Linked DNA regions of Homo sapiens: region 2 is linked to region 1. A link is an interaction called in ENCODE POLR2A ChIA-PET data of the cell type or tissue named here. Cell type or tissue: OCI-LY7. All regions are shown on one strand. Each heading gives the region's core, and the rest is flanking DNA. Links, peaks and the distances in the headings are about the cores only. Region 1 overlaps AMN1 (antagonist of mitotic exit network 1 homolog). Region 2 holds the start of LINC02422 (long intergenic non-protein coding RNA 2422).

Region 1 (10,145 bases), core at 2,399-6,398:
TCCTTTCATTGTATATTTCCTTTTAACATGTTTATTGTATGCATGCATTTCTAATTTATAAACATGGGACTTGTCATAGATTTGTTTAGTTTTTCACTCAGCACTGTTTTCAAGATCACCTACTCTTAAATGTTGGAAGGCCTAACAGGTGAAAATGATGTCTCACTATTACTTTAACTTGTATTTCTCTAATTACCAATAAACAACATCCTTGCATGAGCTTGCTGGCTATCTGGATATGCTTTTCCATAAACAATCTATACATATCCTTTGCCTGTTTTGTTATTTTTAAAAACTGATACATAATAGATGTACATATTTTCAGGGTACATGTGATAATTTGATACATTCATATAATGTGTAAAGATCAAATCAGGGTAACTGGGTTATCCATCACCTTAAATATTTATCTTTTGTTTATGCTAGGAACATTCAAATTATTCTCTTCTAACCATTTTGAAGTGTATAATAGATTATTATTAACTATAGTCACCCTACCCATCTATTGAACACTATTTTTTATTTGTGTATTTATACCCATTAATCAACCTCTCTCTATGCCGCCATCCCCTGCCCTTCCCAGCCTCTGTTAGCCACCCATCTACTCTCTATCTTCATGATATCCACTTTTTTTTAGTTCCCACATATGAATGAGAACATGTGACATTTGTCTTTCTGTGTCTGGCTTACTTAACAAAATGACCTCCAGTTCCATCCATGTTGCTGCATATGACAGAATTCATTCATTCCCCCCTCCCTCCCTTCCTCCCTCCCTCCCTCCTTCCCTACCTCCCTCTCTCCCGAGATGGGGTCTTGCTCTGTTGCCTAGGTTGGGGTGCAATGGTGCAATCACAGCTCACTGCAGCCTTAACCTCCTAGGCTCAAGAGATCCTCCTGCCTCAGCTTCTAGAGGCATGCTTACCACACTTGACTAAGATTTCATTATTATTTTATTTTATTATTATTTTTTTTCAAGATGGAGTCTTGCTCTGTCGCCCAGGCTAGAGTGCAGTGGTGCAATGTCGGCTCACTGCAACCTCTGCCACCCAGGTTCAAGCAATTCTCCTTCCTTGGCCTCCCAAATAGCTGGGATTACAGGCACATGCCACCACGCCCGGCTAATTTTTGTATTCTTAGTAGAGACAGGGTTTCACCATGTTGGCCAGACTGGTCTTGAACTCTTGACCTCGTGATCTGCCTGCCTTGGCCTCCCAAAGTGTTGGGAATACAGGCATGAGCCACCGTACCCAGCAGATTTCATTATTTTTTAATGGCTGAATAATATTCCATCATATATATGTATTATACCACATTTTCTTTATTCATTCATCCATTGATGGGCACTTAGGTTGATTCCATATTTTGGTTATTTTTATTTTTTTGAGACAGAGTCTTGCTCTGTTGCCAGGCTGGAGTGCAGTGGCACAATCTCAGCTCACTGCAACCTCTGCCTTCCGGGTTCAAGCAATTCCCCTGCCTCAGCCTCCCAAGTAGCTGGGACTACAGGTGCATGCCACCACACTCAGCTAATTTTTTCTTTTTTAGTAGAGACGGGGTTTCACCATGTTAGCCAGGATGGTCTCAAACTCCTGACCTCGTGATCCACACGCCTCGGCCTCCCAAAGTGTTGGGATTACAGGTGTGAGCCACCATGCTCGGCCCATATTTTGGTTATTACAAATAGTGCTGCAATAAACATGGGAGTGCAGATATCTCTTTTATATATTTATTTATTTTCTTTTGGATATTTACCCAGTGGTGAAATTGCTGAATCATAGGGTAGTTCCATTTTTAGTTTTTTGAGGACCATTTTGTTATTTGTTGACAAATTTGTAAGAGCTCTTTGTTGTGGCCAAATACATGCTCTATATATTCAGAGAATGTATATTATCTACGTGAGAGATGTAATGTTCTCTCTGTGTGTTATATATATATGTATGTATAAGTATCTCTCTCCATGTATGTATATGTGTTTGCACATAAATATGTTTAATGTATATATGTTTATTTACAGTATTATCTAATTCTACTATATTCTTATTTTTCTACTAAATGTGGAATTTCTAGTTTATGATATTTGTAATTTAAAATCAAGTCTTCTTTTCATTTCTGCAAGTTTTTGCTTGTTGTTTTATAATAAAAAATTTCAAAAATACAGAAATATAAAACAGGGTGATATACATCTATGTACCTCAAACCTAGAATTTTGTTACTCTTTTATCATATTTGTGTCAGACATCTCAAGACATAAAACATTTCTGATTAAGGCTGAGCATGGTGGCTTATGTCTATAATCCCAGCACTTTGGGAGACTGAGACAGGAGGCTCACTTGAGCCCAGGAGTTCAAGACCAGCCTGGGAAACATGGCAAAACCCTGTCTCTACAAATAATACAAAAATTAGCTGGGTGTAGTGGCATTCACTTGTAGTCCCAGCTACCTGGGGTGCGGGGGTGCTGAGGTGGGAGGATTGTTTGAGTCCAGGAGGTGAGGCTGCAGTAAGCTGTGATTGTACCACTGCACTCCAGCCTGGGTGAGAGAGCTAGACCTTGTCTCAAAAAAAGAAAAAAAAAATTTTCTGATAAAATTAAAGCCACTTTTATATACTCGACTGGTTTACTCTATGTATCTCTGTTTGTAGAGACAATTACTACCATAAAGTTTTAAAAATAGTTCCTGTCCATTATTTAATTATACTTTTAATACTAATACATATATCTATAAATAAATTATTGATTTTTAAAATATAAATAAAGTTCCCTTAAATCATTTCACAGGAGTTGCTACAGCAGCATGGAAAGCTTTTTTAATATTATTATATTCTCAAAGCTGTACTATGAGTCGGGGGTAAAGAAAAAAGCCCAAAAAATTTTCCAATTCTCAAATTATAGCTTTTACGGCAGGAAAGCATTAGAATACACCTCCACCTGTAACATAAAGCAAGCAAACCACCAGATATCTCCAACTAGGATCTTAAGATTCCCTCTAAATTGTTCTCTAGAAACACCATTTGTGCCTTTAATCTGCCTTTAAAATTTTTATTTATTTATCTTGAGACAAGGTCTCACTCTGTTGCCCAGGCTGGAGTACAGTGGCACAATCACAGCTCACTGCAGCCTCAACCTCCAAGGCTCAAGTGATCCTCTTACCTCAGCCTCCCAAGTAGTTGGGACTACAGACATGCACCACCACAATCAGCTAATTTTCTGTATTTCTTGTAGAGATGGGGTCTCTATATGTTGCCCAGGCCGGTCTTGAACTCCTGGGCTGAAGTGAGCCTCCCACCTTGGCCTCCCAAACTGCTGGGATTACAGGCATGAGCCTTGTGCTCGGCCTTAATCTGCTTTTTAAACAGGAACACAGAACAAAAAAGATTGTTTGCAAATAAACATTTGAAAGAATATAGCAACAGCTGATCAGGGTCCAGGCATTGAAACAAAGCAATGATTGTAGAAGACAATACAAACAACTCTGGAGCAAGAAACTCAAAAGCAGAGACTTTGCAGTAATGTGTATGCTGGTTATTTCCATTGACCTAAAAGCTCTACCTGAAACAAATATAAACTAGGAGGATCTTTTTAACTTATTACCTGAACAGAAAGAAGTCACTGCCACCAACAACATTGTGCAATTTTATTAACCATTCAAGTCCAGTAGCATCTGGTAAAATTAGGACAGAATTGGGATTAAAAAATGAACAAATATTCCGTATCAAACAGTTCAAAAGAAGCCACTACATACTCTTTTCACAAATATGTTTCACAAAGCCAGTACAGTACTAGCCATTAACCCAAGTGTACTGAAGTAGCAAAGATGCAACAAGAAAAATAGCTATGTTAGAAAGACCAACATTTTAGAAAAAGAGTAAAACTCTTTCAGTTTCTTCCCTTTAGCTCCTAAAACAACATTGTACAGGCTGGATTTACCTATCTAGTCCTACATCAGCTTCTAGAATATTTGTCAGGAGCAAAAAATAAAATGACACTGGCCAGTATAGTCTGAATATCTAGGAAGAAGAGCGGGGAGAAAGTCAGTTCTTAGAACAAATTAGTCAGCTTCAGCCTCATCACCAGGATCTCTGGATTCTTTGCTCTTCCGCATTTCTTCAACGTGCTTATCTTTCTCTGCAAACACTCCAGTGTGGTAGTCATTTGCGCCTTCCTGTTCTCTTTGTTAGCTTCCATTTTGTGGGTCAGTTTCTCTTCTGCTATTTCACTGAAGCTGTTCTTTTATTGATTTCTGAAGCACTTCTTTCTCCTGCTCTCATTTTTCAGCAAGCTGCTTCAAGGCCTCAGCTTCGCAGGGCTTGTGTCTTTCTTCTGAAGCTTCTGATTTATTCTGAATTTCCTCCAGGGAAAGATCTTTCTTCTTTGGAGGGGAAATAAGGAACTCTGGGATGGATTCTTTTGATGGTATCTGAGAATCAGTTCAAAAGCCTAGCCTGAGGCACACTTCTCCAGTGCTTTCACCTGGATATCAGAAGTAGCCATGATGAATGAAAGACAAGAGACTGGCAGTGTATTCTACAAAATCCACTGGGATAAGGAAAACTCTGCTAGATCTGAGCCACCTGACCACACTCTGAGCTGTTTTCTGTATTTATAAAATTTAAGAGTAGTTTATTAAGTTTCCTAACGTGACTAAATTTGACTAAACTACATGACAGGTTTCCTTTTTGTAAGACTGGTGTCAGTTGCAAATTCATGATATTTTCTTGTGGAATATTCCTTTTATCATTAAGTAATGTCTCTCTTTATCCGTATTCATGTTTTTCACTTTAGAGACTATTCTGTTTGATTTCAGTATTGCTCCATCATTTTTCCATGGTTTCTTTTGCTCAACATTATGTTTGTGAAATTTATCTGTATCGTTACATGTAGCTATAGATTATTCATTTCCATTTTCACGTTGTTCATGTCCATTTTCACTAACGTATAATATTCTGTTGTTTGACCAATTTATTCTACAGTGAATATACAGTTGGGTCATTTGTAACTCTTTATTATTATGAATATCAATATGAATATTCTTAGACATGTCTTTTGGTACACACGTATCTGTGTTTCAACTGAGTGTATATATCTAGTAGTGGAACTGCTGGCTCATAGGGTAGGCATATGTTTAGCTTAATGCCAGTTTTTCAAAGTGGTTGTACCCAATCACAATCCTACCATTGGTGAATGAGCATTCTTGTGGTCCATATCCTTGCCAACACTTGGCATTGTTAATCTTTTAAATTTTAGTCATTTTAGTGGGTATATAATAGCAATGCAATGTGGCATTAAATTGCAATCTCTGATTAATATGGGTACACATTCATCTTTTTATTGTCTGGTTGGATATCCTCTTTTGTGGAGTATCTACTCAAGTATTTTGCCCTCTTTCATTTTGGGTTAATTATGTTTCTTACTGATATATAGGAATTCCTGTTATATGCTGGATATGAACCTTCTGTTTGTTATATACGTTGCAAATATATTCCCCCATTCCGTGGATTGCCTTTCCACTTTCTTAATCATGTCTTTTGCTGAAGAGAAGTACATTCTAATACAGTCCAATTTATCAGTGTTTTCCATTACAGCAGGTGATTTTTTGTCCTGTTCATAAACTTTCCCTGTCCTAAGTTCATGAAGATATTCTCCTATGTTTTCTTCTACAAGAATTCACTAAGTTTATTGTTTCACCTTTCCTTTTTGACTTACAAACCACCAGGAACTGATTTTTTTTTTTACATTTTTATTTAAGTTCCGGGATATACACCTAGGTATTAAGCCCCACATGCATTGTCTATTTGTCCTGATGCTATCCTTTCCCTTGCTCCCCCCAACCACAGGCCCCGGTGTGTGTTGTTCCCCTCCCTGTGTCCATGTGTTCTCATCATTCAGCTCCACTTATGACATGCGGTGTTTGGTTTTCTGTTCCTGTGTTAGTTTGCTGAGGATGATGTCTTCCAGCTTTATCCATGTCCCTGCAAAGGACGTGATTTCATTTCTTTTTATGGCTGCATAGTATTCCATGGTTTATATGTACCACACTTTCTTTATCCAGTCTATCACTGATGAGCATTTGAGTTGGTTCCATGTCTTTGCTATTGTGAATAGTGCTGCAATAAACATATGTGTGCAATAAGCAAACATTCATTGTAATAGAATCATTTATATTCCTTTGGGTATATACCCAGTAATGGGATTGCTGGGTCAAATGGTATTCCTGGATAAACACATTCGTTATGAAGAAAGATTAAATAAATTCTTCTCTAGTGTCAAGCTACTTTAAACTTGTTTTAATTCAAGACTCTTCTGTGGTGCCTTCTAATCTGTCTACAGACAGTCTAATTTAATTCAGTCTTATTTAATTCACAAGAGGCAGTATCAGAAACTGGGATTTCTTGGTAACTAAGATTTATAGTTAACTTTTTTTTTTTAATTTTACTTTAAGTTCTGAGATACATGTGCAGAACATTCAGGTTTGTTACATAGGTATACATGTGCCATGGTGGTTTGCTGCCCCTATCAACCTGTCATCTAGGTTTTAAGCCCTGCATGCACTAGGTATTTGTCCTAATGCTCTCCCTCCCCTTGTCCCCAACCCCCCGACAGGCCCCAGTGTGTGATGTTCCCCTCCCTGTGTCCATGTGTTCTCATTGTTCAACCTGAATTTGAATGTTGGCCTGTCTTGCTAGGTTGGGGAAGTTCTCCTGCATAATATCCTGAAGTGTGTTTTCCAACGTGGTTCCATTCTCTCAATCACTTTCAGGTACACCAATCAATCGTAGGTTTGGTCTTTTCACATAGTCCCATATTTCTTGGAGGCTTTGTTCGTTTTCATTCCTTTTTCTCTAATCTTGTCTTTGCCTCTTATTTCAGTAAGTTGATCTTCAATCTCTGCTATTCTTTCTTCTGCTTGATCAATTTGGCTATTGATATTGTATATGCTTCATGAAGTTCTCATGCTGTGTTTTTCAGCTCCATCAGGTCATTTATGTTCTTCTCTAAACTGGTTATTCTAGTTAGCAGTTCCTGTAACCTTTTATCAAGGTTCTTAGCTTCCTTGTGTTGGGTTAGAACATGCTTCTTTAGCTTGGAGAGTTTGTTATTACCAACCTTCTGAAGCCTACTTCTGTCAACTCGTCAAACTCATTCTCTGTCCAGTTTTGTTCCCTTGCTGGCAAGGAGTTGTGTTCCTCTGGAGAATAGGCATTCTGGTTTTTGGAATTTTCAGGCTTTCTGCTCTAGTTTCTCCCCATCTTTGTGGTTTTATCTACCTTTGGTCTTTGATGTTGGTGACCTATGGATGGGGTTTTGGTGTGGATGTCCTTTTTGTTAATGTTGATGCTATTCCTTTCTGTTTGTTAGTTTTCCTTCTAACAGACAGGCCCCTCAGCTGCAGGTCTGTTGGAGTTTACTGGAGGTCCACTCCAGACCCTGTTTGCCTGGGTCTATAGACCTGTCTGCTGCCTTTTGTTCAGATATGCCCTGCCCCAGAGGTGGAATCTAGAGAGGCAGTAGGCCTTGCTGAGCTGTAGTGGGCTCCGCCCAGTGTGAGCTTCCTTGCCACTTTGTTTACACTGTGAGCATAGAACCGCCTACTCAAGCCTCAGCAATGGCAGACGCCCCTCCCCCCGCCAAGCTCCCACATCCCAGGTCGATCTCAGACTGCTGCGCTAGCAGCGAGCAAGGCTCCGTGGGTATGGGACCTGCCAAGCCAGGCACAGGAGGCAGTCTCCTGGTCTGCTGATTGGGAAGACCGTGGGAAAAGCGCAGTATTTGGGCAGGAGTGTACAGTCACTCAGAGCTTCCCTTGACTAGGAAAGGGAAATCCCCCGACCCCTTGCACCCAGGTGAGGCGACGCCCTGCCCTGCTTCAGCTCGCCCTCCGTGGGCTGCAGTCACTGTTCAACCAGTCCCAGTGAGATGAACCAGGTACCTCAGTTGGAAATGCAGAAATCGCCCATCTTCTGCGTCAATCTTGCTGGGAGCTGCAGACTGGAGCTGTTCCCATTTAGCCATCTTGGAAGTGACCTCCCAATTTCTTTTTAATGATATAAAATCTTTCCTAAGCATCACTAGGATCAGAAAAGCAAATTTTTCAGAAATTTCAAAAATGTAGAGAAAAGGTTAGACATTTTGTTAGGGAAGTAAAAATATATACAATTATACACATATAAAATTATATTTGTTCTGGAATATACAATATGTTATTTGTATTGCTCACTGTAGATCTAGTGATTGTAAGAACTTATGTAGCATTTTATCAAGCCTCCCTATCTCTTTAGAGACTTCAAAGACTTCAGAAAGGTATGGAGAACATCAAATGTTGGTCAAGATGGTAGTCAACAGGAACTCTCAAACATTGAGAGTAGGCATGTAATTTGGTACAAGCATCTGAGAAAACTGTTTGGCCTTATCTAGTAAAGCTAAAGATGTATAGATCCTAAGATCTAGCAATTCCAGTTGGAGGTATCAACCCTGGAAAACCTTGCACTTTTGAGTCAGAAGATGTAGACAACAAAACTCACAGCAGCATTGTTTGTAACAGAGAGAACTAAAAACAACTCAAATTACCATCCACAGTAAATAGAATGAATTACAATATAGTTATACAATGGAACCTTTTGTTTGTGCAATTTATTCAAGTGGTTGCATGCGGCCACAGTTCATTTCGTTCTCAATATATGTTATAATATATAGATGATACATGTATGTGTGTATATATATATTTCATTGTGTGAATATACTACATTTAATTTTTCCATTCCGTTGTCATTTGACATTGTCAACATACATTGCTTTACTTTTTTCTTTTAAAAAGTTGAGATGAAAGATAATATGAAATTAATCATTTTACAGTGTGCACTTCAGTGGCATTTTGTACATTTACAATGTTGTGCAACTACCACCTGTATCTAGTTCTAAAACATTTTCACCAGCCCAAAAGAAAACTTATCTCTATTAAGAAGTCAGTCCCTGCCGGGTGTGGTGGCTCCCACCTGTAATCCCAGTACTTTGGGAAGCTGAGGCATGTGGATCATCTGAGGTCAGGAGTTCGAGACCAGCCTGACCAACATGGTATAACCCCATCTCTACCAAAAATACAAAATTAGCCGGGTGTGGTGGCAGGTGCCTGTAATCCCAGCTACTTGGGAGGCTGAGGCAGGAAAATCGCTTGAACCATGGAGGAAGAGGTTTCAGTGAGCTGAGATCGTGCCACTGCACTCCAGCCTGGACAACATGAGTGAAACTCTGTCTCAAAAAAAAAAAAAAAAGTCAATCCCCATTCCTCCTTTTTCTCACAAATACCAATTATGGGTTGTAATACCTCAGAACTACCAATTTGCTTCCTGTCACTATTGATTTATCTGGATTTATACAATATGTGGCCTCTGTGTCTGGCTGCCTTCAATTAGCATCATGTTTTCAAGGTTTATCCACATTGTAGTATGTATCAGTATTTCATTCCTTTTTACAGCTGAATAACATTCAACTATACAAATATACCACATTTTGTTTATTGATTCATCAATTGATGGACATCTGTCTGGGTTTTTCTACCTTTGGCTAATGTGAATAATGCTGCTATGAACATTCATGTACAAGTATTTGAGTACCCAGTTTCAATTCAACTGGGTATAGACTTAGAAGTCAAATTGTAGCAGAATTGTAGGCCAAGTGTAGTGGCTCATATCTATAATCCCAGCACTTTGGAAGCCAACGTGGGAATATCTCTTGAGTCCAGGAGTTTGAGACCAGCCTCATTTATTTGGTTGAGCCACAGGTGAGCAGTCTCTCAAAACAAAAGTGAATGCAGAGCCTTGCCTAACAGTGCAAAGCCAGCTGCTTATATATCTGGCTCCTGCGACAGTCTGATTTGATTGGTGAGGATGATGGGGTGCTGGGCATATGGGTGGCCGAAATTATCAAGGACCGTGGAGTAAAATGTAGCGGTTTCCACTGGGGAAGAAAAAGAAGGACTTCCGGGTTTGGATGCTCAATGGGAGGTACCCAGGGGAGGAAGCTGGGTATCTGATGCTCAGGTATCAATACTGGGGTGGCATCAATACAGGAGTGGACAGCAAGAGGGAAATATCATCCTCAACACCCTCAGCATTCCCTGTGAGCCAACCTCCCTGCCACTCTGCATTCCCCA
Region 2 (10,145 bases), core at 3,269-7,268, 170 kb after region 1:
AATACCTGCCATTGGTTTCCCTAAAAGCCCATTTGTACTTCCCACAGAAGCTCTAGCTTTCCCGCTCCTTCTGCCTATTAAATTGTTGTTGTAATATACCCTTACCCCTAGCTGTTCAGCAAGCTACTGCTTTCTAATGCTGTCACATGTATGAATATAAAGCATGTTCTTTTTCCCTCTAGTTAAACTGTCTAATGTCAGGAAATTTGCAGGCCCACTTCCTCCCCCCACCACCACTTGAACCTAATTTAGTGATGGAAAGGTTTTATTCCCAGTATAGTTGTGTTTTATGTTCCTGTTCTAGGCTTAAATTTTCAGGGGCCTGGAAGCTTCCATTTTTGTTTCAGGAAGCTAGATGCTATGCTTTGAAGAAGCTCAGCCAAGACAACTGGAAGAGAAGAGACTACATGGAGAGAGAAAGGCCACGTGGAGGACCACTGGGGCTCCACGCATTGAGTGAAGCCTTTTTGGACTTTTGAGCCAGCCAACTAATAAGAAGTAAAACCAACACTGTGGAGTGGCAAACAAAAGAAAATGCATTTTAATCTGGGTCTCAGGAATTGCAATTGGGAGACACAGATCCAGCAAATAGGAAAATCATGTTCCGTCTTGGTGAGATTAGGCAGAGGCTTAGAAGGACTACTGTGAGTTTACACATCTGGAAGGTTTTAGCATAGTTCATAATGGATGATGGCTGGTTAACAATTTAGTACGTCTTTGATGATCAATCTAGTTCAGCATAGCTGTCTCTTGTCGGTAAAAAAAAAAAAAAAAAAAAGCCAATCTCTGCAAAATATTTAAAGAGCTTTATTCTGAGCCCATATGAGTGACCATGGCCCAGGGAACAGTCTAAAAGAGGTCCTGAGAAAGTGTGCCTGAGGTGGTTGAATTACAGCTTGGTTTTATACATTGTAGGGAGACAGAAGTTATAGGCAAAGACAAATCAATACATCTAAGGTATACATTGGTTTGGCCAGGAAAGGCGGGACAGCTTAAGGAAGGAGCAATACAGGTCATAGGTGGATTCAAAGATTTTCTGATTTGGAATTGGTCAAAAGAGTTAAGCTGAAGACTTAAAGTCAGGCCGGGCGTGGTGGCTCACGCCTATAATCCCAGCACTTTGGGAGGCCGAGGCGGGCGGATCACAAGGTCAGGAGATCGAGACCATCCTGGCTAACATGGTGAAACCCGTCTCTACTAAAAATACAAAAAAAAAAAAATTAGCCAGGCGTGGTGGTGGACACCTGTAGTCCCAGCTACTCGGGAGGCTGAGGCAGGAGAATGGCGTGAACCCAGGAGGCAGAGCTTGCAGTGAACCAAGATTGCACCACTGCACTCCAGCCTGGGTGACAGAGCGACACTCCATCTCAAAAAAAAAAAAAAAAAAAAAAAGACAAAGTCAGTAGAAAGAAATGCTTGGGTTGAGATAAGGGGGGGTGGGCTGTGATTCTTGTTATATAGATGAAGCCTCAGATAGCAGGCTTCAGAGAGAATAGATGGTAAACGTCTCTTTTGGAATTTCACAGGTGTCAGACTCTTAGTTAATCTCTGCTAGATCTGGGAAAAGCCTAGCTGCATTAATAAAGATCCTCTACAGATGCAAAATTTCTTTCTCAAAAGATGGCTTCTCAGGACCATTTCAAAATATGCCAAAGAAATATATTTTGAGGTAAAATATTTTAATTTTCTTCAAGGTCTGTTATCTGTCATGTGATATTATACCAGTTGGAATTTGGTATCTTCTTACCAAAGAGTCTGTTTTTGTCAGTCTTATGATCTCTATTTTAATATTAATGCTGGTCTGTTATACCTAAACTTTAAAAGGGAGAGAGTATAATGAGGTACGTCCAACCCTTCCTTCCCATCATGGCCTGGAATTTAGTTTTTCAGCTTGCTCTGGGGTCCCCTCGGCCTAGACAGCTGTCTGTTCAGTTGGTTGGGGGCTTAGGATATAATTTTTGGTTTACACTCTTCAGGTTGATGATCAGGCAAAGCATAAACAGTTCAAATCAAATGCAGCTGGTTTTACAATTTGGCCCAGTTACAGTCAGATTTCATCTGAGGGTCCAACTCTTCATGCCTTCTCAACTCAACTGTTAGATACCTCCAACAAAACCATCAACCATCTCCATTGTGGATTTTCTTGTCAGAACCCCAGCCCATCGTCTCACTGAAGCCATCCTAGTGAGTGACCATGGCTGTCACCACATGAACTAAAAGAACCATCAAGCCAAGCCCTGTCTAGTGTCCAGACCTACAGAAACAGGAGCAGTTTGGAGTGGTTTATTATCTAGCAATAGATAACTGAAGTAGCTACAAAGATAACTTTAGCATGATTTCCAGGCAAAGTGCTCTCTCCTCAGAATTTGTAAGATTCCTCCAAAGAGCAGCTGTAGAGCTGTTAAGTATCCAATCCAAACAGATGGGAGAAAAGATAAAGCTCTTGACAAGCTGCTGTGGAAAATACCAATTCATGTTATCTCTGCCTTCCTGGGAACTTGCAAATGAACCAGCCCTCAAATGCAGCTCTGGATATGACAAACCATCCCAGATGGACCCCTAAAGTTCCCCAATAGCTTTGTATCTTTCAAAACCACATAAATCTTAGAATCTACAGTTTAGGTTTTTGTTTGTTTGTTTGTTTTAGACAGAGTTTTGCTCTTGTTGCCCAGGCTGGAGTGCAATGACGTGATCTCGGCTCACTGCAAGCTCTGCCTCCTGGGTTCAAGTGATTCTCCTGCCTCAACGTTCCAAGTAGCTGGGATTACAGGCACGTGCCACCAGGCCCAGCTAATTTTTTGTATTTTTAGTAGAGACAGGGTTTCACCATGTTGGCCAGGCTGGTCTCAAACTCCTGACCTCAGGTGATCCATCTGCCTTGGCCTCCCAAAATGCTGGGATTACAGGTGTGAGCCACTGCTCTTGGCCCAGTTTAGGGTTTATAGTGTGCCAAACTACGAGATCCCTTCCAGTTCTGCTTATCTTAATGTAAAAGGACATTAAATATAAATAATATAAATTATATAATTAATGACAATTAAAATTATTTTTAAGTTAATTGTTTTTGTTTTTGTTTGAGACTGAGTCTCACTCTATCGCCCAGGCTGGAGTGCAGTGGCACGATCTCGGCTCACTGTAACCTCTGCCTCCTGGGTTCAAGCAATTCTCCTGCCTCAGCCTCCCGAGTAGCTGGGATTACAAGCGAGTGCCACCATGCCTGGCTAATTTTTATATTTTTAGTAGAGGCCGGGTTTCACCGTGTTGGCCAGGCTGGTCTTGAACCTCTGACCTTAGGTGATCCACCCACCTCGGCCTCCCAAAGTTCTGGGATTACAGGCATGCACCACCGTGCCCGGCCTGCTAATTGGTTTTTTAACTAAAGAAATAATTTATGGAGAATCAAACATAAAAAGGTATAAGACAAAAAGAAAAAGTCAAATGGTGTCAAAGAATGGTGTCCCAGACTCCCAAGCAGGAATCCTTGCAGAAATTTTCCATGTTTATACAATAACCACCATAAACATTGAACATTTACTACGTGTCAAGTACTCTCCTAAACACTTTATATGCATTAATTCAGCAGAAAGCAAATTTTTTATGTTAAAGTTACATAGCAAATATTTTAGGCTTTGTAGAGCACTTGGTCTCCGTTGCAACTAATCAACACTTTGTTGTAGTAAGAAAGCAGCTATAGGGAGTATGTAAACTAACGGATGCAGCTATGTTCCAATAAAACTTTATTTAAAAAAACAAGCTATAGCGCCAGGCGCAGTGGCTCACGCCAGTAATCCTAGCACTTTGGGAGGCCAAGGCAGGCAGATCACGAGGTCAGGAGATCGAGACCATCCTGGCCAACATGGTGAAATCCCATCTCTACTAAAAATACAAAAATTAACTGGGCATGGTGGTGCGTGCCTGAAGTCCCAGCTACTTGGGAGGCTGAGACAGGAAAATCACTTGAACCCAGGAGGCGGAGGTTACAGTGAGCTGACATTGGGCCACTGCACTCCAGCCTGGTGACAGAGCGAGACCCCATCTCAAAAAAAAGCAAACAAGCAACAGCCAGATTTGGCCTATGGCTATTAGTTTGCTAACTCCTGAATTATACTCATGTAATAGTCAAAAAAACCTTATGAGGATTATTATCATAACACCATTTTACAGATAAGGAACCAGGGATAGATACAAAAACAGAGAACTCAAGTAAATTGCCCAACAAGTTATCAAGTAGTGAAACTGAGATGTAATCCCAGGCTGTCTAGCTCCAGAGTGTTTTTTAGACACTATTTTTTAAAGCACACATGTATGCATGTATGTCTTTAAAATTTTTATTTTATTTATTTATTTTTTGAGATAGGGTCTCACTCTGTTGCCCCAGCTGGAGTACAGTGGCATGAACACAGCACACTGCAACCTCGACCTCCCAGACTCAAGCGATCCTCCTCTCTCAGCCTCCTAAGCAGCTAAGACCACAAACATGCACCACCATGCCTTGCTAATTTTTTAAATTTTGTAGAGCCAGGTCTTGACCTGTTGCCCAGGCTGGTCTTGAACTCCTGGTGAGAGCTGAAGCCAGCTGGACTTCCTGGGTTGAGTGGGGCCTTGGAGAACTTTTCTGTCTAGCTAGGGGATTGTAAACGCACCAATCAGCGCTCTGTGTCTAGCTAAAGGATTGTAAATGCACCAATCAGCACTCTGTAAAAACATACCAATCAGTACTCTGTGTCTAGCTAACGGATTGTAAATGCACCAATCAGCACTCTGTAAAAATGTACCAATCAGCGCTCTGTGTCTAGCTAAAGGATTGTAAACGCACCAATCAGCACTCGGTAAAATGGACCAATCAGTGCTCTGTAAAATGGACCAATCAGCAGGATGTGGGTGGGGCCAAATAAGGGAATAAAAGCTGGCCACCCCCCCAGCCAGCAGTGGCAACCCACTCAGGTCACCTTCCATGCTGTGGAAGCTTTTTTCTTTTGCTCTTTACAATAAATCTTGCTGCTGCTGACTCTTTGGGTCTGCACCACCTTTAAGAGCTGTAACACCATGAAGGTTGGCAGCTTCATTCTTGAAGTCAGCAAGACCATGAACTCACTGGAAGGTAGAAACTCTGGACATATCTGAAGGAACAAACTCCTGACACACCATCTTTAAGAGCTGTAACACTCACCACGAAGGTCTGCAGCTTCATTCTTGAACTCAGTGAGACCAAGAACCCACCAGAAGGAACCAATTCTGGACATGCTGGCATCAAGTCATCTGCTCACCTTGGCCTCCCAAAGTGCTGGGATTAGAGATGTGAGCCACTGCGCCTGGCTGTGCTGTTTTGTTTTGTTTGTTGTTGTTTTTTAATTTGAGATGGCGTCTCGCTCTGTCACCCAGGCTGTAGTACAGTGGCGCAATCTCAGCTCCCTGCAACCTCTGCCTCCTGGGTTGAAGCGATTCTCCTGCCTCGGCCTCCCGAGTAGCTGGGACTACAGGCTCATGCCACCATGCCCAGCTAATTTTTTGTATTTTTAGTAGAGACAGGGTTTCACCATGTTAGCCCGGATGGTCTCAAATCTCCTCACCTCCTTACCTCAAGATCTGCCCACCTCAGCCTCCCAAAGTGCTGGGATTACAGGCGTGAGCCACCACGCCCGGCCTATGTGTATTTTTTTTTTTTTAACTCATACTGTACATGCTGTTTGGCATCTTGCTTTTCTCACTTAACAATATCTTGCCTATCTTTCCACGTATATAAATCTACCTCGTTCCTTTAATTTGCTGTATAGTATTCCATTGTATGAATCACCAATCAATAAATACCTAGATTGTTTCTGTGCATTTTCCCTTAAAAGCAATGCTTCACTGAGTATCCTTGTGCTGAGGTATTTGCCTGCAGACGCTCACACAGCTAAGAATGAAGGAAAAATTATTATAAATAAAATGGTTGGACCAGGTGAGGTGGCTCACACCTATAATCCCCACACTTTGGGAAGCTGAAACGGGAGGATCACTTGTGGCTAGAAGTTCGAGGCCAGCCTAGGCAGCAAAGTGAGACCTCATCTGTACAAAAAATAAAATTAGGCCGGGCGCAGTGGCTCACGCCTGCAATCCCAGCATTTTGGGAGGCCGAGGTGGGCGGATCATGAGATCAGGAGATCGAGACCGTCCTGGCTAACACAGTGAAACCCCATCTCTACTAAAAACAATACACAAAAATTAGCCGGGCGTGGTGGCGGGCGCCTGTAGTCCCAGCTACTTGGGAGGCTGAGGCAGGAGAATGGTGTGAACCTGGGAGTCGGAGCTTGCAGTAAGCCGAGATCACGCCACTGCACTCCAGTCTGGGTGACAGAGCGAGACTCCGTCTCACAAAAAAAAAACAAAAAAAAAACCCAAAATACAAAATTAGCCGAGTGTGGTGGCACAGGCCTGTAATCCCAACTACTCAGGAGGCTGAGGCAGGAGAATCGTTTGAACCCAGTAGGTGGTGGTTGTGGTGAGCCAAGATGGCGCCATTACACTCCAGCCTGGGCAACAAGAATGAAACAGTGTCCCCCACTCAAAAAAAAAAAAAAAAGATCAGCAACAAGATAAAACCACCAAGGGCTAGAGGGACAAATTGAGGAGCCGGTGTGACCAGAGGCTAGAAGCTGGGTGGGAAGGGCTGTCCTGCCTGGTGGGAGCTGGGTCATATATGAGACAGATGCAGCCGCTGCTGGGAAGACCCCCAGATGCAGAAAGGGGAAAGAAATATGCTGGCTCTCCCATTCAATTATTCACCCTTCAGTCTCCTGCCAGCACTTTCCATTGGCTGATTCTAAATAAAAGCCAGTTAGCAAAGGGGCTTAGGAACTGTAGTTTGCAGGGCTCAGCCTCTGTGGGACAGAGCAGAGCAGAAGGGTAGGGAATGGGTTGGAAAGCAAACAGGAAATGACTGATGTAAAGAATATTGTGTTTTACATTTTGAAATACTATGCAGCCATAAAAAAGAATGAGTTCAATGTCCTTTGCAGGGACATGGATGAAGCTGGAAACCATCATTCTCAGCGAACTAACACAGGAACGGAAAACTAAACACCGCATATTCTCACTCATAAGTGGGAGTTGAACAATGAGAACACAAGAACACAGGGAGGGGAACATCACACCCTGGAGCCTGTCAGGGGGTGGGGGGCAAGGGGAAGGAGAGCATTAGGACAAATACCTAATGCATGCGGGGCTTAAAACCTAGATGACGGGTTGTTGGGTGCAGCAAACCACCATGGCACATGTATACCTATGTAACAAACCTGCACGTTCAGCACATGTATCCCAGAACTTAAAGTATAAAAAAAAAAAATGCCAAATTGCCCACCAATGCAGCTACAAAGATTTATAGTTCCAAGTATGTCTATTTTCCAGCAAATTCCCCAGCACCATGGAGATTTATCCATCTAAGTTAAAATGGTTTTCTGCTATTTTAATTTGCATTTCCTTAATTATGAATGCAGTTGAACATCTTCTCATTTGTTTATATGCCATATTTATTTTGTTTAGTATTTAATGCATGCTATTTAATATTTATTTTTATTTTAACAGTAGGTTTATATCTTTTGCCAATTTTCTTTTTAAAAAAACTTTTTTCCCAAATTCAAACGAGTGTCAGTAGAATGCCAATTTTCCTATTAAGTTGTTGGACTTATTACTTGTAAGAAATATATGTGCCAATCTTAAGTGTTGCAAATATTTTTCCCCAGAATGCTCTTTGCTTTTTAACATTTTAGTCACATGTTTTACTATGCTGTTTTTAATTTTTATGTAGCCAAACATAAATCTTTTTCTTCTTCTATATCCTCTGGATTAAAGATTTTGTCTTTTGCTTAAAAAGGCCTTTTCCTCAAGATTATACAAATATTGGAATGGAGGAATATTTTTAAATTTTCTTCTGTGTTTTCTCTGCTCTAGACAAAGACTAGCCCTTTGGGTCTCTTTATTCTCCCAGGTTAAAAGCTGTTTGGTTTGAGAATATTCTCTTGTACATCCTGCATTCTGTCCTCATTAATCTCCAAAGGAATTTCTTAATTAACGAGAGAAACCCTTTTTCTCTCATCTGAGATATACAATGTAGTTAGCTTGGAAACTCTGACAAGCCTCCTTTTCTATCTCTGAGCATCTCCTCTGCCTTGTCAACTCTTGTACGCTATCAACTAGTCTAAGTTTCTATTCCAGGATGTGGATTGTAATGAAGAAGGCCTTGAATTAAAAGGGACTTGGAGACAATATTGAAATATGACTAGAGGCTCAGTTCTCCAATATATGCAAAAGTTTTCTTCTCTGCAGTAGAGATGGTGCCTACAATGATTTCACAATTCTAGCCGGTACTATGAGGTTCATAAAAACATGGTCCACAAATTCAGGAACCATGTGTGTTTGTGTTTAACTGCTGTATTCCTGGCATTTTGCATGGTACATGGTATGGCAATGATCCTCAAAAAATATTTACTGATTTGAAGATTCTTTAAGTCAGAATGATTTGTATCTTCTCCAGCATATCTGGATCCTAAGGGGTGATGCCAACAAGAGTCCTGGAGAAAAGTGTTTCTGTTATAACGTGGCATGGTTAGGGCCTGAAGTATACATTTGCTTATATTTGCTGTATACCTTTGTGCTTTGCTCTCTTAATGATCCCCCAAAAGCTCCTTTCCCGCCTTCCCCAGGCCACAATGTTGCAGAAAAAAAGTTCAAGAATTGCTAACTTGACTGTGACTTGAAATGATTAAAATGCATGCTTAGAAACCAGTTTCTTAAACCAGTTTCTTAATTCACAAAGACTAGATAAAATCACAGCTGGGAATAGGAAGGAGATAGAAGAACAAGCAGCTTGATTGCAGGGGAAAGTGAAAGGAAATAGAGACTTAAAGGAAGAAGAAAGGAGAAAAAGATCTTCCATCATGAAGGCTGAATGATAGGGGAAATTTTTCACACACCCCTATAAACAAACACAGAATCTGAGGACAATCCACATCCCACCTTTGTAGACATTTAAAGTCACCCTACCTTGATGAGGAGGAACTCAGATGCCTTGAGTTGAAAATGGCCCAACTGTCTGATAGAACTGGTATTTGTGGTTTCTTTTGAATAAAAGAAAGAAACTGAAAGAAAACTGACCCTCCCAGTCTTAAAACTTGAGAAAGTTACATTTGTCTTAATCTGAGTTCCTTCCTCATGAAGCCAACCATCAGGCCTCCCAGATATTATCAAGGAACTGAAACTTACCAGATCACTGCATCTGGACAATGAGGAGCCAGACCCCTCACCCATCATGATTGCCTAAGCAACCACCTGCTTCTTGTTGACCAACTCCTCCCCTTTACCCCTCCCTAATTCTTGTTTTCCCAAAAATGGTTACATTTCTTTTCTGTTATACAAACCCTTAATTTTAATCAGTCAGGGAGATGGATTTGGGACTGATCTAGAACTCATCTCCCATCTCCTCAGCTGCAGCACCCAACTAAAGCCTTCTTCCCTGGCAATACCCATTGTCTCAGTGATCAAGCAGCAGTACCTAGACAGAACCCCTGGCATTTCGGTAACAGGGCGAATAAATGGATGTGCAAGGAAAACCTCTTCATCTTAAATAAAGGGCAGATGAACACTAAGCCTTAGGATGGTGCCAATGAACACATGTTGGGTTGTTTCCACTTTTTGACTATTATGAATAATGCTGTTATGAACATTGTATACAAGTAGAGGAAGGAGTCTAAAGGCCCAGGGAAACAAGAATGATGCATGAATCTGTTATGAACAGCCTGCCCTGCCACTCTGAAAGACAGTCATCCCTGGAAGAGCCTGGAGGACGTCCCCTATACCCAGGCATTACAGATGCAACAGTAAGGAGACTTGAGCATTCTTATAAAACTGTGTTGCAGCTGTTCTTTGCCAGCAGGAGATGGTGGCAAAGGATGTTGCCATGGAATTGAATTTCCTGATCTCAGCTGGAATAAAGGATCCAGGAGTGGTAGAGGCCAGTTGCAATCCTTAGCTTGCAGTGACAAGGTGTCTTAGTCAGTTTGGGTTTAGTCAGTCAGAATACCATAGATGGGTACTTAAACAACGAACATTTATTGCTCAAGTTCTGGAGACTGGAAGTCCTGAGATTAGGGTGCCAGCATGGCTGGTTT

The links. Peaks named below come from ENCODE experiments on the same cell type or tissue, not always from the same donor. Only the 100,000 strongest peaks of a DNase experiment are listed, where the experiment ranks them.
Region 2: POLR2A ChIA-PET joins it to region 1 with 6 read pairs; 11 of 35 experiments call an interaction of 5 or more read pairs at or near these places.

What each region holds. Positions count from the first base shown.
Region 1 is chr12:31,711,293-31,721,437 of GRCh38, forward strand. The region is part of intron 1 of AMN1 (antagonist of mitotic exit network 1 homolog); the gene reads right to left. It also overlaps the pseudogene STMN1P1. Among named protein-coding and RNA genes, the nearest start is that of AMN1, 13 kb to the right of the region's middle. RefSeq lists enhancers at 4,175-4,314, 7,276-7,783, 7,784-8,290. In OCI-LY7, for the core only: no CTCF peak of the experiment used is centred there; a DNase peak (open chromatin) is centred at 4,149; H3K4me3 peaks cover 1,749 bases; H3K27ac peaks cover 2,085 bases.
Region 2 is chr12:31,878,146-31,888,290 of GRCh38, forward strand. LINC02422 (long intergenic non-protein coding RNA 2422) reads right to left here and starts at 9,058. Exons shown (of 2, transcript NR_135029.1): 1 at 9,022-9,058. In OCI-LY7, for the core only: no CTCF peak of the experiment used is centred there; no DNase peak of the experiment used is centred there; H3K4me3 peaks cover 385 bases; H3K27ac peaks cover 778 bases.